Regions from separate parts of the Homo sapiens genome. Here region 1 is linked to region 2. A link is a contact called in ENCODE Hi-C or POLR2A ChIA-PET data. All regions are on one chromosome and are shown on one strand. Each heading gives the region's core, a stretch centred on a gene start or an enhancer-like site at or near the end of the contact. The rest is flanking DNA. Distances are from core to core; before and after follow the strand shown. Region 1 overlaps LOC105377161 (a long non-coding RNA gene). Region 2 overlaps LOC105377161 (a long non-coding RNA gene).

Region 1 (7,393 bases), core at 1,769-4,268, 50 kb before region 2:
GGGCGTGGTGGCTCACGCCTGTAATCCCAGCACTTTGGGAGGCTGAGGCGGGCAATCACTTGAGCCCAGGAGTTCAAGACCAGCCTGGCCAACATGGCAAAACCTCGTCTCTATTAAAAAATACAAAAATTAGCTGGGTGTGTTGGCGCACACCTGTAGTCCCAGCTACTTGGGAGGCTGAGGCACGAGAATTGCTTGAACCCAGGAGGTGGAGGCAGAGGCTACAGTGAGCAGAGATTGTGCCACTACACTCCAGCCTGGGTGACAGAGTGAGACTCTGTCTCAAAAAACAAAACACAAACACAAACACATTTTTCAACTGTACAAAAATATTTTCTTTCTTTGTATTCTTATTCTATAAGCCTTTTTCTATTTAAAAATTATTTTTTTTTAAACTCTTTAAACAGTTTTTGAGAGGGTGAGGTAGGAGGATCACTTGAGGCCAGGAGTTCAAGATGAGCCTGGGCAACATAGCAAGACCCCACTCCCTGCAAAAGGAAAAAGAGCCAGGCATGGTGGCTCATGCCTGTAATCCCAGCATTTTGAGAAGCCAAGGTGAGAGGATCGCTTGCAGCCAGGAGTTTGAAACCAACTTGTACAATATAGTGAGACCTTGGTCTCTATAAAAAAAAAAATAAAAATTAGCTGGGCATGGTGGCTCCAGTATGTCATTCTAGATACTGGGAAGACTGAGGTGGGAGGATCACTTGGGGCCAGAAGTCTGAGGCTGCAGTGGGCCATGATTGCTGCCCTGCCCTCTACCCTGGGTGACAGAGCAAGACCTTGTCTCAAAAAGACAAACAAACAAAAAACTAAAACCAACCAAACAGACAAAAAAACAAAGACACAAACATACATGTTAGCCTAGGCCTGCACAGGGTCAGGACCATCAAGATGTCACTAGGTGATAGAAATTTTTCAGCTCTATTATAATCTTAGGAGACCACCATCGTATATGCAGTCTATCATTGACTGAAAAGTCGTTGTGTGGCACGTGACTGTATACTCAAAAACAGTAGATAGCTGCATTGGTTTGGGTTTCCTGAGAAGCAGCCCTTGAGACCAGGATCTCAGTGCAGGTGGTTTATTTGGGAGGTGAAACAGAAATGAGTAAGGAAGTGGAGAAATGAGACAGGCAAGAGCAGGCAGTTAATAAAGAGTGAGAAGAGTGAGTTACCACCCCACTACCACTGCCAGCAACTGGGGCTTCATCTCACGGGGATTTTTGCAGGGGCAGGGAGCCTGTAAAGACCCCTAAATTCCTAAACACAGGGAATTCTGTAAACAAATGATAGGATATGCTCTCAACAGAAAATGATGAAAAAACAAAAATAGATAATTTAATAAAAATTATTTATAAGCAATTTTTCACTGTAAACAAAACTTTTACTTATCTGTTCTTCCTCAGATTTCTCCATAGTGAGCACCCACAGATGACTTGTTTGATAAAAATGATAGACATTCCAAAAAACAAAACCAAAAAAGTACAACTCTAAAATATTTTAGGAGAATTTGCTAGGTAAAAAAAATGCTAAGGCAAATCCTGAAAAACAATGCTCCCCTCCAATAAGGGCCTCTTGGTTCCCTAGCTTGTCTTTGATATGAAAATGCAATTTTAAAAGAGGGGTGGAATATTTCCACATAGACAGCTGGCTGAGAGCCAGATGCACCTCTGCCTGATACCAAAGGAAGCCAGGTGTTTGCTGATGCCTGTGGAATCCAGGCACACACCCCCTGGCCACATCTTGTCATCCCAAGATGAGGCACTGCTCCTCAGTGCACCCCAGTCTGCGTGCAGCATCTGAAAAGTCAGGCTGGGGCCATTTGGCCCTGCCCTTCCCATCAGGCCCGCGGCCTTAGCAAGCTGGAGCCTGTTTGCCTAGACCTAGTGGAGTGGAGGCCTCTGCTGAGAGATCTGGAAGATCCTGTTGGGCAGGACCAACTTGATGGATGACCTGCTCATTGCCAAAGGAAGGCGGGGTGAGGGTGCAGATTCTCCTCCCCGAGACACCAAAACGTGCCCCAGGGGACCTTAGAAAATAACTGCTCTTCTCTCATACAGGGGCACAGAGTTGCTTCCTGTCAGATGGCAAATGGTAATCATGGTGGCTTTAAATATTCCCGCACAGCCTGGGGTGCCTGAAAGCATTTCAGAATCATGATGGGCAAAGCTGGAGGATACATTTTCCTTTCTTGTGCACCAGGTACGAAGACTCTCAGCTCCAGGCACAGCAGGAAAGTATGCCAAGTGCCTCTTGGCACTTCTCCTGGAAGCGTAAGGGGTCCCCTCCTTCATTCAGGCACCAACCTCCTTGCTCCCCACCCGCTAACTCTGCTATGGCCAGCCCAAACTTATCTTCTCTCCTGTTCACCCATACATCATCTTCCCTTCCTCTGAAAAACATTCCATCAAAGTTCACATTGCTCATTGCCTAGGGTTCAGCTTAATATTCATGGAGAAAATGATCTAATCAAACTACGTATTAACGAATAAGAACACCTTAATGTACTCAGCCAAAGGTATGAATCTCAAACAGCTGAATTTTACCATTTGGTGGCAGGCCAGTGAGCAGAGGCTTGTTTTGCTGAATGCCTTCCTAAAAAAAATCCCAAACCAGAACACCTAGCAACTGGAAATTGGCACTGCCCACCATAATTTCATAGGGAATATAATCTGTTAGAATGTTAAGGGAACTTGAAGACTACATCATAAAAATAGTAAACATGATTTGAGTAATTTTTATGCTGTACAAATTATCTTTTTTTAATCCATGCAATAGATATTCTCACCCCATTTTATAGATGCAGAAGCTGTGGCTTAGAGAGGTTAAGTAACCTTCCTATGACCACACTGCAACGGAGGAAGTTGAGATCTGAACCCTGAAAGCCTGGCTTTAGTTTGAACTCTTCTATGCATTACTGTCTTCCACTTCTTTTTGCAGCCTAGAACACTGAGATTGTATGAGGATTGGAGATACAGAGACTGATGAGTGAATGAGCAAGGCCAGAATCTTCCTACTTCTTGGCACTAGTTCTCTTTTATCAGAAAACAGGAAGTGCAATTCTATGAGTCACAGAGGTCAGAAGCAGGTAGGGAGAGCCTGACAATTACTTCTAACTAATTGGTATTCAATGTCTTTTAACCATGGCAACCTTTGTTCAAGTGAGATCTTACTTGGAAGTCCAATATATTCTGCAGATAAAAGTGAGTTCCTCGGGTTAAAGGTGCGAGAGGATAGCCCAAACTTTAATCTTGAACCTACAGTGGCCCCTGTGGCTTTTCCATGGAAGCCCTAGGCCTTGAGAAGCAGATCTGGAAAATCACTCCTTGTTGTTGATTGCAAAAATTGCCAAAATGCATTGCAGCTTCTCCCATCAAGAGGCAGAGCTATTTTCTCTACTCCCAGAACTGGGGTGGGCCTTGTGACTTGCTTTGACAGAATGCAGCAAAAGTGACATGGCGCCAGTTCTCAGTTGACGCCTCAAGAGACTTCATGCTCTTCTGTGCTTGCTCTTGGAACCCTTCCACCACCAAGTGAGCAAGCCCAGGTTGGCCTGCTGGACGGTGACAACCTCAGTCATCTCAGCCCAGCTCTCATTGTGCGAGAGCAGGATGGCCTGCTGGATGGCGACAGCCCCAGTCATCTCAGCTGAGACCGTCGCAAGCCAACCTGGCAGCTGATCATGCCCATCTGAGACCAGACCAGCCCAGTACAGACCCAAAGGACTGCCTGGCTGAGGCTGGCCAAATTGCTGACCTACACAATTGTGAGCTAAAGGTGAGTAAATGATGTTTTAAGCTATCAAGTTTTGGAGTCATTTGCTTTGCAGCAATAACTAATGGATATAGTTCCCTAATAGAAGAATCTCAAAATGACACCAAGGTCTTCCCCTCCGGTCTCCAAATGTGGAGGAATGGCACAGCAAGGAGTCCCTCCCCAGACATCCCCTATCCCCAATCCTAACCCAAGGCCCCCAAATCCACCTCTGCCTTAGGATGTAATGGGCAAAGGAGAGGCATCCCCAGCTGCCCTTATTCCAAACAGAATGACAATCACAGAGGGGAAATGAAAGACTCCTTTACATGATCCTACAAGAGCCAAACTTCCATCTAAAGAATTCAGTTGGAAATCCACTTGTGTGCAGCTGTTTCCTGCAAGTGCTTCAAGGCTTGTGGCATCCTCAAAGCCAGGGGTTGGGGGAGAAGCAGAAGGAAGAAGGGGAGAGGGCCTTAAAGGTTAAACCTGGCACATTAAAGCTGCTCAGAAAACACCAAAAAAATGTAAATGAACATTTTTAGCTGCAGTGGGAGAAAGGCAGCCCCGAGGCCGGGGGTTGATCTTTCAGAGTATCGGGCACACCGCAAAGCTGTCTCCATTTATTTACTTCTAATTGAAAGCTGGCGTGCTGAGGGTTACTCCACCCAGGCGTGAAGCGTAGCCATCCGTGAAAGATTTCCCAAGACCTCTCCCTCTGCAGAAGCATCCTTCATGTGCTTGAAAGGGAAAATGTCAAGGGGGCACTAAATTAAAACTCAGTTTTGTCTTTGAAAAATAGATTCAATCCTCAGTAGGACTTGGTTGGAGAGATACTAGCATTAGCATAATTTCTCAATGCATTTTATAGGCCAGTCAGAAAAAAAGGATATTCAGAAAATCTACCAGGAAAAAAAAAAAAGGTTTCATGGGGGGCCACACATGCTATTTTTCACAGAGAGAGACTCCTGGGACTCGTGGTTGACAATGGGTGGTTTTCTCGGTGAAATTTTACCTCTTCAGGGATGGTTTCAACACAATTGGTCAGCTGGTGGTAAATGCCATCCAAGAAAAATAAGTTGGCTGGCTTTCATGACTGTCATCCATATCCAAGTTCATTAGTTCACTCACTCATTCACTCCCTTCATGGATTCAGCAAACACTTATTGAGTCCCTGTGACGTGCGAGGCCCCGTGCTGGCTACTGGGCATACAACGGTGCCCATGACAGCCCACTCAACGCCTACAGTCTACCGGGAACGAGAGACAAGCCAGCGTGTTAAGAGAGTCCTCCATCTATGTGAGAGTACCCTCTGGAAAGCCTTCTGTGAGTCAGTTTTGCACATAAGCCAGATGGATTAAAACTCTGGCCCATTCAGTGGGTGCCCGTCAAGCAGCATTGGAAACATGTGAGCTTGCATGTGGCTGCCTACTTTGCTTCCTGCCTTTCTTCTTAGGCAAACTTTATCAATAGTGAATAAAGACTGGAGTCGGGCAGACATCCATCCAAATGCAGCCTCCATCTTACTATTGATACAGTCTCGGGCAAGACACCTGACTCTCAGAGCCTCATGTTGCTCATTGGTAAAACGAGGACAACAGCAGTCCTATGGCAGAAACCACCTGCCTCATCTTAATTTCCCTTTTTTTTTTAAGGAACAGAACCTTGGCATTACTAAGCACTGCAGTGAGCCTGGCCAAGAGACTACCTTGACCAGCCCACCTCATGGCTAGGTATGGCCATGAGAGCAATCTCTGGCCCATGAGATATAAGCAGAGTTGTTGGGTGGGATTTCTGAGAAAGTGTCATAAGGTGGGATTTGTTAAGCTGGCACTTAAAACAATTTTTTTGGCCTTCCTCCCTTCCTTCATAGTCAGAAATGTAGACATAATGGCTGGAGCTACAGCAGCCACATTGGAGCATGAGGTAACCTTGAAGATGGAACACCTGCACTATAAAACAAAAAGAGCACAAGACTGTGATGACCACAGAGCTACTATTAAGCCCATGGCTACCAAGCTCCCGGCTTTTTGTGTGTGTGAGAAAAATTATCTTTTGAATCATTGTTATTCCTGGTTTCTTTCTAAAAACTAAAGGCAATTCCTAATACAAGTAGTCATACATGTTACTGTGGTCGTTGAATGAGGTCATTCATGTAAAGTGCTTAGCCCAGCACCTGGCCCACAGTGAGCACTTAGGGCAGAAGAGTTCACATTGTTCTTATGCACATGAAATATTTACATCGTCTTAGTCAGCTCGGGCTGCTGTAACAAAATACCATAGACTAGGTGGCTTAGGCAATAGATATTTATTTCTCACAGTTCTTAAGGCTGTGAAGTCCAAGACCAGGGCGCTGGCCCATTTGGTTCCCTGGTGAGAGGTCTCTTCCTAACCTGCAGATAGCCACCTTCTCACTGTGTGCTCACATGGTGGAGAGAAAGGGAAAGAACTCTGCTCCCTTTTCCTATTCGTAAAAGGACACTCATTGCATCAGGGGGACCCCACTCTCATGACCTCATCTAAATCTAATCACAGTCGGGCACAGTGGCTCATGTCTGTAATCCCAGAACTCTGGGAAGCCAAGGCAGGAAGATTGCTTGAGCCCAGGAGTTTGAGACCAGCCTGGGCAACATGGCAAACCCCATCTCTATCAAAAAATTCAAAATTAGCCAGGTGTGGTGGCACCATGCCTGTGGTCCCAGCTACTCAGGAGGCTGAGATGGGAGGATCACCTGAGCCCAGGGAGGTCAAGGCTGCAGTGAGCTATGATTGCACCACTGCACTCCAGCCACAAAATGAGAGACTGTCTCAAAAATCAAACAAATAAATAAAATAAATCTAATCACCTCCCAAAGGCCCCACATCAAAATATCATCATTTTGGAGGTTAGGACTGCAATGTATGAACTTAGGGGAAATACAGACTTTCAATCTACAACATCCATGGACCCTACCAAAAGGGTGTATCTGAGTTTGCTTAATTTACATTAGTACAAGTGGGAAACCTCCTGGGTTATAGTTGAGTCCTGAGGGTTATGATAAGGGGAGATGAGAATCCTGGAGGACTAAGAGTGTAATGTGATGACTGGGCATTGGAGATTGTGCCCATAACCCATTCTTTCTGGCGGCACTTCAATGGGAGGGTCAGTCATTCATCAAAGCCATTCCTAACTCATGAAAGTAAAACCACAACATCTGATTAAGAAAAGAAGACCTCGAACTATGAAATTGATGGTCGAACCACATATCCATGATGCATGTGATTTTTTGCTTTGTAAATAACAAAATAACTACAGTAGGGACTGCATTGAGTGTGTTCCAGGCACTGTCCTGGGTCTTGTCGAGGGAGTGAATCAGTCAGCAGCCAGCAGAAGCAGAGGGGTGCACTCGAATTGGGAGCTTTGAGAACGGCTCAATAGAGAGACCATTTGCAAAGGTGTGGGTGAGACGTAGAGAAAACACAGGTGACAGTGGAGCTGACAGCCTCTGGGACTGAAGCAACAAGGAGACAAAGCCTTTACCAGGGCCTTTGGAGAGGGCTCCCCACCAGGAGCTAGGGCCTTTGGTGACAAGACATGGCCAGCTCACGCTGACCCCAGCAGAGTCACCGCTCTCCTGCTCCAGCCTCATGTTTTTCAT
Region 2 (6,739 bases), core at 1,605-4,104:
TAGAGACACGGTTTAGCCATGTTGGCCAGGGTAGTCTCGAACTCCTGACCTCAAGTGATCCGCCTGCCATGGCCTCCCAAAGTGTTAGGATTATAGGCATAAGCCACTGAGCCTGGCCTGGAGTCACAAATTTTGGAGGGAGATGAGGAGGCAGAGAAGGAGAACTCAAGTCATTGTCTAAGGCTTTCAAATAGGAAAGCATCATGGTGGTGGCTAACAGCCTTTTGTGGGGCAACATGAGGCCACACCCCAGGGATGAGAAGCAGCCCATACTTTAGCGATGCATTCTATAGCTATGAATTATCACCAATACAGTAACAATAGTGACTACTGAGCACTCTGCATGCCTAGATTTCATACTGACTTTCAGTGCTTTACTGCCATTAACCCAATGACTTGATGCATCAGGCAGAGCACATCTGTTGTGGGTGACAAACCCCAACTCAAACTGGCTTATGCCAAAATGGGCATTTATGGGTTCCTTAACTGAGAGATTCAAGGGAGTATTCTTGGCTTCAGGAACCACTAAATCCAGGGTCTCAAACAAAGTTTCTCAAACGGGATTCTCTCTCCCTCTCTGTCTCCCTCTCCTCCCCCATCCCCACCAATCTCCCTGTTTCTTTCTTTTTTTTTATTTCCAGGAAAATTGGATACCAGTAGCTCAAGTCTGTGCTCTTACAACTCATAATATAAAAGCAAGATACGCTGTCTTCCAACAGCCCCATGTCATATCTCATGGAGGGACTCTGATTAGGCCACTCCCTTAAATCAGTTTCTGTGGACAGGGACATGGGGCACAATGATTTTCTGGGACTAGATCACATGCTCACTCCCTTCACCCAATAGGGATTGGGGGAACAGGGGTTGCCAGTCCCACCAGACACACATGGGATGGTCATATCCTAATTGAAAAAGGGATGACCAGCAGAGAGAAATAACCCAGATTCATTAGTGTTAATATCCCCATTTTATAGAAAAGGTAATTGAGATTAGAGAAACTGCAAACCCGCCCAAGATCTCCTAACAAAGTCAAATATGTCTGTCTCCAGTTCAAAGGTCTCATCAGTACTCAGTGATGCTTCTTCCACCTGCTAATCTCATAGGATCCTCTAACCCACGCAGGAAGTTTATAGGCAGGATTATCTCCCTTTCCAAAAGCCAGAACAATAACCTGGCACCCTCAATCCAGACCCTGGCACCAATGCCACATCTGACCCAGCACACCCAGGTCACCCAAGGAGCCTCCCGTCCCGACCCAGATTGCAGCAAGAGCCAGGCTGGAGCTTAGGAATGCAGCACTGATTATCCCCACTCACCTCCACTGGCAGGTGAAACTCTGCCATGGCATTCCTTTGCTTTTGGAGTGAAGACCCAAACTCTTACCTAGGGTAAAGGTCCTGAACATCTGGCCCCCGTTCACCCGCTGGCCTCTTCTTCTCCATTCTCTGTCCCAGTAACACTGTTCTTACATTCCATGAAGGTGCTTTGCTTCCTCTCACCCCAGGACCTTTGCATATTCTGTTCCTTCTGCTTGGAATGCTCTTTCCTCTGATCTTCACCTAGAAAACTCACCCTTCAAGCCAGGGGCAGTGGCTCATGCCTGTAATCCTAACACATTAGGAGGCTGAGGCAGGCAGATCACTTGAGGTCAAGAGTTCAAGACCAGCCTGGCCAATATAGTCAAACCCCATTTCTTCTAAAAATACACAAATCAGCCATGCATGGTGGAAGGTGCCTGTAGTCTCAGCTACTTGGGAGACTGAGGTGGGAGAATCGCTTGAACCCGAGAGGCGAAGGTTGCAGTGAGACGAGAACACGCCACTGCACTCCAACCTGGGGGACAGAACGAGATTTCATCCCGCCTCACCCCTCAAAAAAAAGAAAAGCAAACTCATCCTTCAAATCAGCTCCTTGAGGAACCCTCCACACCTCCATAGTCGGGGTCAGTGTCTCTGTAGACCATCGTGGAAACTCAAAGCATTTGCTGAGGTTATGAGAATACATTTACGTGGAATTATCTGGTGAAAACATGTGTCTCCCAATAGATGTAAGATCATCAGAGCAAGGATCATACCCATGTTTCTAGTCACCATTCCTAGCAGTTAGCCCAGGGCCTGCCCCAGAAAAAACCCTCAAAAAACATTTATTAAACAAATGAAAGGAAGAGAGAGAGGGAAGGAAGACGGAGAGAGGGAGAGAGGAGTTTTCTGTGCCTCAATTAAAGATTCCATGTAGTAAACCACAAGCATTTCAAAGATGTTGATTGACCTCTTAAACTAGAATGAACATGAAGAAAATAAAACCATTACAAGCATTAGAGGATTTATTGGCTAAGCCTGGCTGCTTTTCGTATTATTCCCTATGTTTTCCTTTTACTGGAACCACAGGACCAAAGTCCAGGGCATGGGGGGAGACAGGAAGCGACAGAAACGGAAAAAATAAAGGAAGGAAAGAGAGAAGGAAAGACAGACAGGAAGAATAAAATAGAGGGAAGAGGGTGGATGGAGGATAGGAAGAAGAGTTCAAGAAGGGTGGGAGGAACCCACCTAAGCCTGATAATTCTCAATGAGGATGGAAAGTAAATAATGCAGGGTCATTCTGCAAGCCCACACTGAAATACACAAACCCCACTACGCCCAGGAGCTGGCATGGTATGGGCCCATGACAGGCCATTAAATGGAAGCTAGACAGAAAATATGATCCATGGAATTAAAGGCCTTAGAAGGAGGCTTGCTCTGAAGCAAAAAGAAGGAAACAAAGATCAGGGCTGACATAGGGAGGGAGTAGAAAGAGTGCGGAATGTGTCACGCCCTTCCTCTGCCAGGAGACCTCTGTCTTCCCCTGTGGCTATGATGACAATATGAAGGGATGTTTATTGCTAACACAGCAAAATGTGGTCCAGTGGCCAGGAGTTTCCCTGGCATGATTCATTCATGTTCTGAGCAAATGAACAAGAGTTTGCATTGTTGGAGGGGTTGTGGCACACATAAGGTAGTGGGGCGAAAGTGTGGAGATGTGGCCGCTCGTGTCAGCAGTCGCTGGAGGCAGGTACAGATGCTGCACACTGATGGAGTCCCTGCAAAATCCCCACCTCTCAACTCAGGTTCTGGGAGCCCTGGGGAAACACAATGTGGACCTTGGTTTTACTGTAAAGAATAGCAAGCATGTGTATTCTCTTGGGAAGGGCAGACGGCCTCAGGCCAGCATCTCAGATGCTGCTTTTTAAGCAAGGAGGAGTTTACAAAAAGATAGGAATACAAGCAAAAACAATAGGAAGGATGACTGCAAAAAGGAGGGAGAATTGCTAAGGTAGCAACTTGGGGGATGAGATGCCTGGTGAAATGTCTGAGGGGAAATCAAGTAAACCTCCTCCACCAACTCCACTCCTATGCCCCCATCCCTAGGCAGTTTGTTCCTGCTGGGACCATTCGTTCAGTGCTAGAACTCACAAAACCCTTTCTGACAGGCAAACATAGATAATTTACTGACTCATGTAATTGAAAAGCCCAAGGATTAAATGGTATCAGGCATGGCTGGATCCAGGAGCTCATGAAGTGCTATCAAGACTGTTTTTCTCCCTCTGTCTCTTGGATCTGTTTCTGTCTCTGCTGGCAGGATGTCTCCAGTCCTAATAGGGGTGGTGGCAGCCATCCCTGCCTAAGGGGTGCTTCTCTTTCTCAATAGTTTCCAAAAAATCTCAGGCCTGAGTCTTATTGGCCACGGTTGGGACACGTGCCATCCCCAGAGCCAGGGATAAGGAGTGAGTCCCAGCCAGATCGAGGTGTTAATAGCCAAATGATGACAAATGGCTATTGTACAGACAAAAACAACAGATGTAACCACAGAAGCTGTGTGGATAGCCACAAGATAATAGCACCCCTCCCCCACGAATTTAAACACAGATGCTGGTTGCTAGGGAGGGATGCTGAGGTCAACACACACATTGGTTATTTTCTGAAACAGAGAGAGCTTGGTGGAAAAGATTCCTCTCCTGGCTGGTCGTTGGGAGTTTTCTTGGCAAATCCATTCTGAATCTCCAGAATTAGCAGACCTAGAGGAGGCATGTGAAGACTTTGCTGGAATGCTATTCATTCATTCATCACTCTCTCACCTCCTTCTTATTCTTCAACTCTGCCATCTGCCTTCTTCCCATATATCACAAGGGGAACTGTCCTTATGAAAATTGCCAATGACTCCTCTCTTGTGGATCCTATGGAATTTTGCTCCTTTCCTTCCTGGGTCTCTCAGGAGAACCTTCTGGAAACATGCTTTACCCATGGCTCTGCTCCCATTCTTCCCATCCTCCCACTGTGAGTACATTTACTCCTGTGCCTTCAGTTTCCATCTCTGTATTGGGTCCCAGTCCAAATTTATAGCCAGGACTACTCTGTGAGTTTTGGTCTCCTGAATCCAAATGCCTACTAGAACCTTCACTCTTGGATGTCTCTCTGGCATCTGGAACTAAACGTGTCCAAAGCACTGAACTCCTCCTCAGCCCCGTTTCAAAGCTTGCATCTCCTCCAGAGTTCCCTGCTGGATGCCTAGGACCACTGTCCACGTGCTTACCTGAACCAGAGACTGAGGACAGACAGGCCCAGCCCCCGCCTCAGCCCTACACCATTTAGTCACTAGTCACTAAATCCTCCTTGGAAATATCCCCCCACTTCCTGCCAGCCCCACGGCCCTCTAATGCGGCTCTGGCATCATGATCTCTGCCAGCAATGTCCCAACCTGCCTCCCACTTCCCACGATGTCCACCTCCTCACCCCACATCCTACCACCCACCCTGCAGTCAGATCCTTCCAACATAAATGTGATGGTGCCACTTCCTTAGTGGCTTCCCACCACTCTGAGGGATGAGTCAAACTCCTCCAGGTGACATTTAAGTCCTCCTTATAACCCAGGTCCTGCCTGCCCCTCCAGCCTACTGACTTTTTGCTACTCATCTCTCAAATCTCTCAAACTCTGTGCCCACCATGCTGAACGGCTTGACTCCCACCTTTGCACAGGCTATTACCTCTGTTTGGGGTGCTCTTCCTCCTGCCTCTTCATTTGGCTTCCCCTTCTCATCCTCCAGGGCTCCTCTTACATATAACACCCCCCAGGACAACGTCTCTGACTAAGACTAAGCTAAGTATCTCTCCCAATCAATCAACTCTCTAGGGAAGATGGTACTGGTGTTCAAGTTCTTTTCTTTTCTTTTCTTTTTTTTTTTTTTTTTTTGAGATGGAGCCTCGTTCTGCCACCCAGGCTGGAGTGCAGTGGCATGATCTTGGCTCACTGTAACCTCTGCCTCCTGGGTTCAAGCAATTCTCCTGCCTCAGCCGCCTTAGTAACTGGTACTACAGGCGCCCACCACCACACCTCGGTAATTTTTGTATTTTTAGTAGAGACAGGGTTTCACCATGTTGGCTAGGCGGGTCTCAAACTCCTGACCTCAAATGATCCACCCTCCTCGGCCTCCCAAAGTGCTGGGATTAGATGCATGAGCCACCGCACCCGGCTGTCAAGTTCTTGATGAATGGGAAAGTTTACTGAGAAGAGGAGAGGAAAATCTTTGAGTATATTTTTAGCCAATGAAGACTTTCTTTTTGATACTTACTTTCCAAACAAAAATATATTAATTTCTTACTCTGAGTCAGCGGCACCTGTGCTGGACACAGGTTTGCCAGCAAACAAGACAGACACACGCCTTGCCTTTTAGGAAATTATAATCCAATAGGAAAGACAGATACTAAATTAACAGTTCAGCCAAACTTAATGGGTACTAGCCCTAACTCTCTTGTGGCAGATTGTATTTTCCAAAGATGGCTTCAATATGCTCTCTTTCAATGTGACTAACACTATTCCATTGAGATACAGGATCTGCGTTCCCTGTCCTTGAAACCGGTTGGACTGCTATGACCAATAGAATGTTGTGGAAGTGACACTGAGTGACTTTAAGTCAATAAAAGTTTCCACCAATCTTTATTTCTCTCTCTCTCTCTCTTTTTCTCAGGACTCTCTCCTTTGGGATCCAGTCACCATGTTGTGAGGAAGCCCAGACCACATGGAGAGGCCACATATAGAGGTTCTAGCCAATGACTCCAGCTAAAGCCTCAGTCAACAGACAGCATTCACGTGAATGAACAGGTCTTCAGATGAACCCAGCCCCAAGCCTTTGTCCCTTTCAGCTCAGTCCGCAGACACCAAGAAGCATGGAGAAGCATTTGCCCTATCGAATTCCCAATCCACCGAATCCACGAGTGATTGTTTTATGCCACTAGGTTTTGGAACAATTTGTTCTGCAGCCATGGCAACTATATTACCTCTCTAGGTTTCCTTGCACAAAAGAACACTGGACTGGAAATAAAGTGAGTGGAATATTCCCATCCCTTTCTCTTAATAGCTGTTGACACTCAGTAGCTGTGTGAACTTGGGCATGTCATTTCTCATCTCCAGGTTCTTTATCCTCCCTCCTGAAATACAAGGATAGAGTTGGATGATTTCTAAGACCCTAGGAAGCTTGAAAATTGTATCAACAGAGACTCTTTATGGAATGACCCAATTAAAACCATGTCAATTGATATGGCAAGAGGTGAACTTTTTAACTGAAATTCTTGATTTTTTGTTTTATCTTTCTGGGAGGTGAACTCAACTAAAGCCATTAGGAAAGCAAAAGGGCTCCTTTAATGCATAATTCATGAAAGGAGAGTGGGTTTGACCCAACAGGTCATTTGGAATAAAAATGCCATAAAAA

Evidence for each region. Hi-C counts contacts between places; a loop is a spot of excess contacts on that map. ChIA-PET counts read pairs that join two places held with the same protein, here RNA polymerase II (POLR2A). Pooled maps may share reads with other maps.
Region 1: a loop to region 2 is called in a map with no recorded cell type, with 2.2 times the contacts of the local background. The contact joins two enhancer-like sites. A Hi-C loop is called at or near these places in 1 of 168 maps with a recorded cell type or tissue (posterior vena cava), 2 of 37 single-sample maps with no recorded cell type and 3 of 50 pooled maps. POLR2A ChIA-PET finds 5 or more read pairs at or near these places in 1 of 52 experiments (HCT116).

What each region holds. Positions count from the first base shown.
Region 1 is chr3:72,626,378-72,633,770 of GRCh38, forward strand. All of the region lies in intron 8 of LOC105377161 (a long non-coding RNA gene), which reads right to left. Among named protein-coding and RNA genes, the nearest start is that of RYBP, 180 kb to the left of the region's middle. Within about 2 kb of position 3,019, at least 4 of the 41 ENCODE cell types and tissues checked have a DNase peak (open chromatin) inside an H3K27ac peak, as active enhancers do.
Region 2 is chr3:72,676,182-72,682,920 of GRCh38, forward strand. The region is part of intron 5 of LOC105377161 (a long non-coding RNA gene); the gene reads right to left. Among named protein-coding and RNA genes, the nearest start is that of SHQ1, 170 kb to the right of the region's middle. Within about 2 kb of position 2,855, at least 2 of the 41 ENCODE cell types and tissues checked have a DNase peak (open chromatin) inside an H3K27ac peak, as active enhancers do.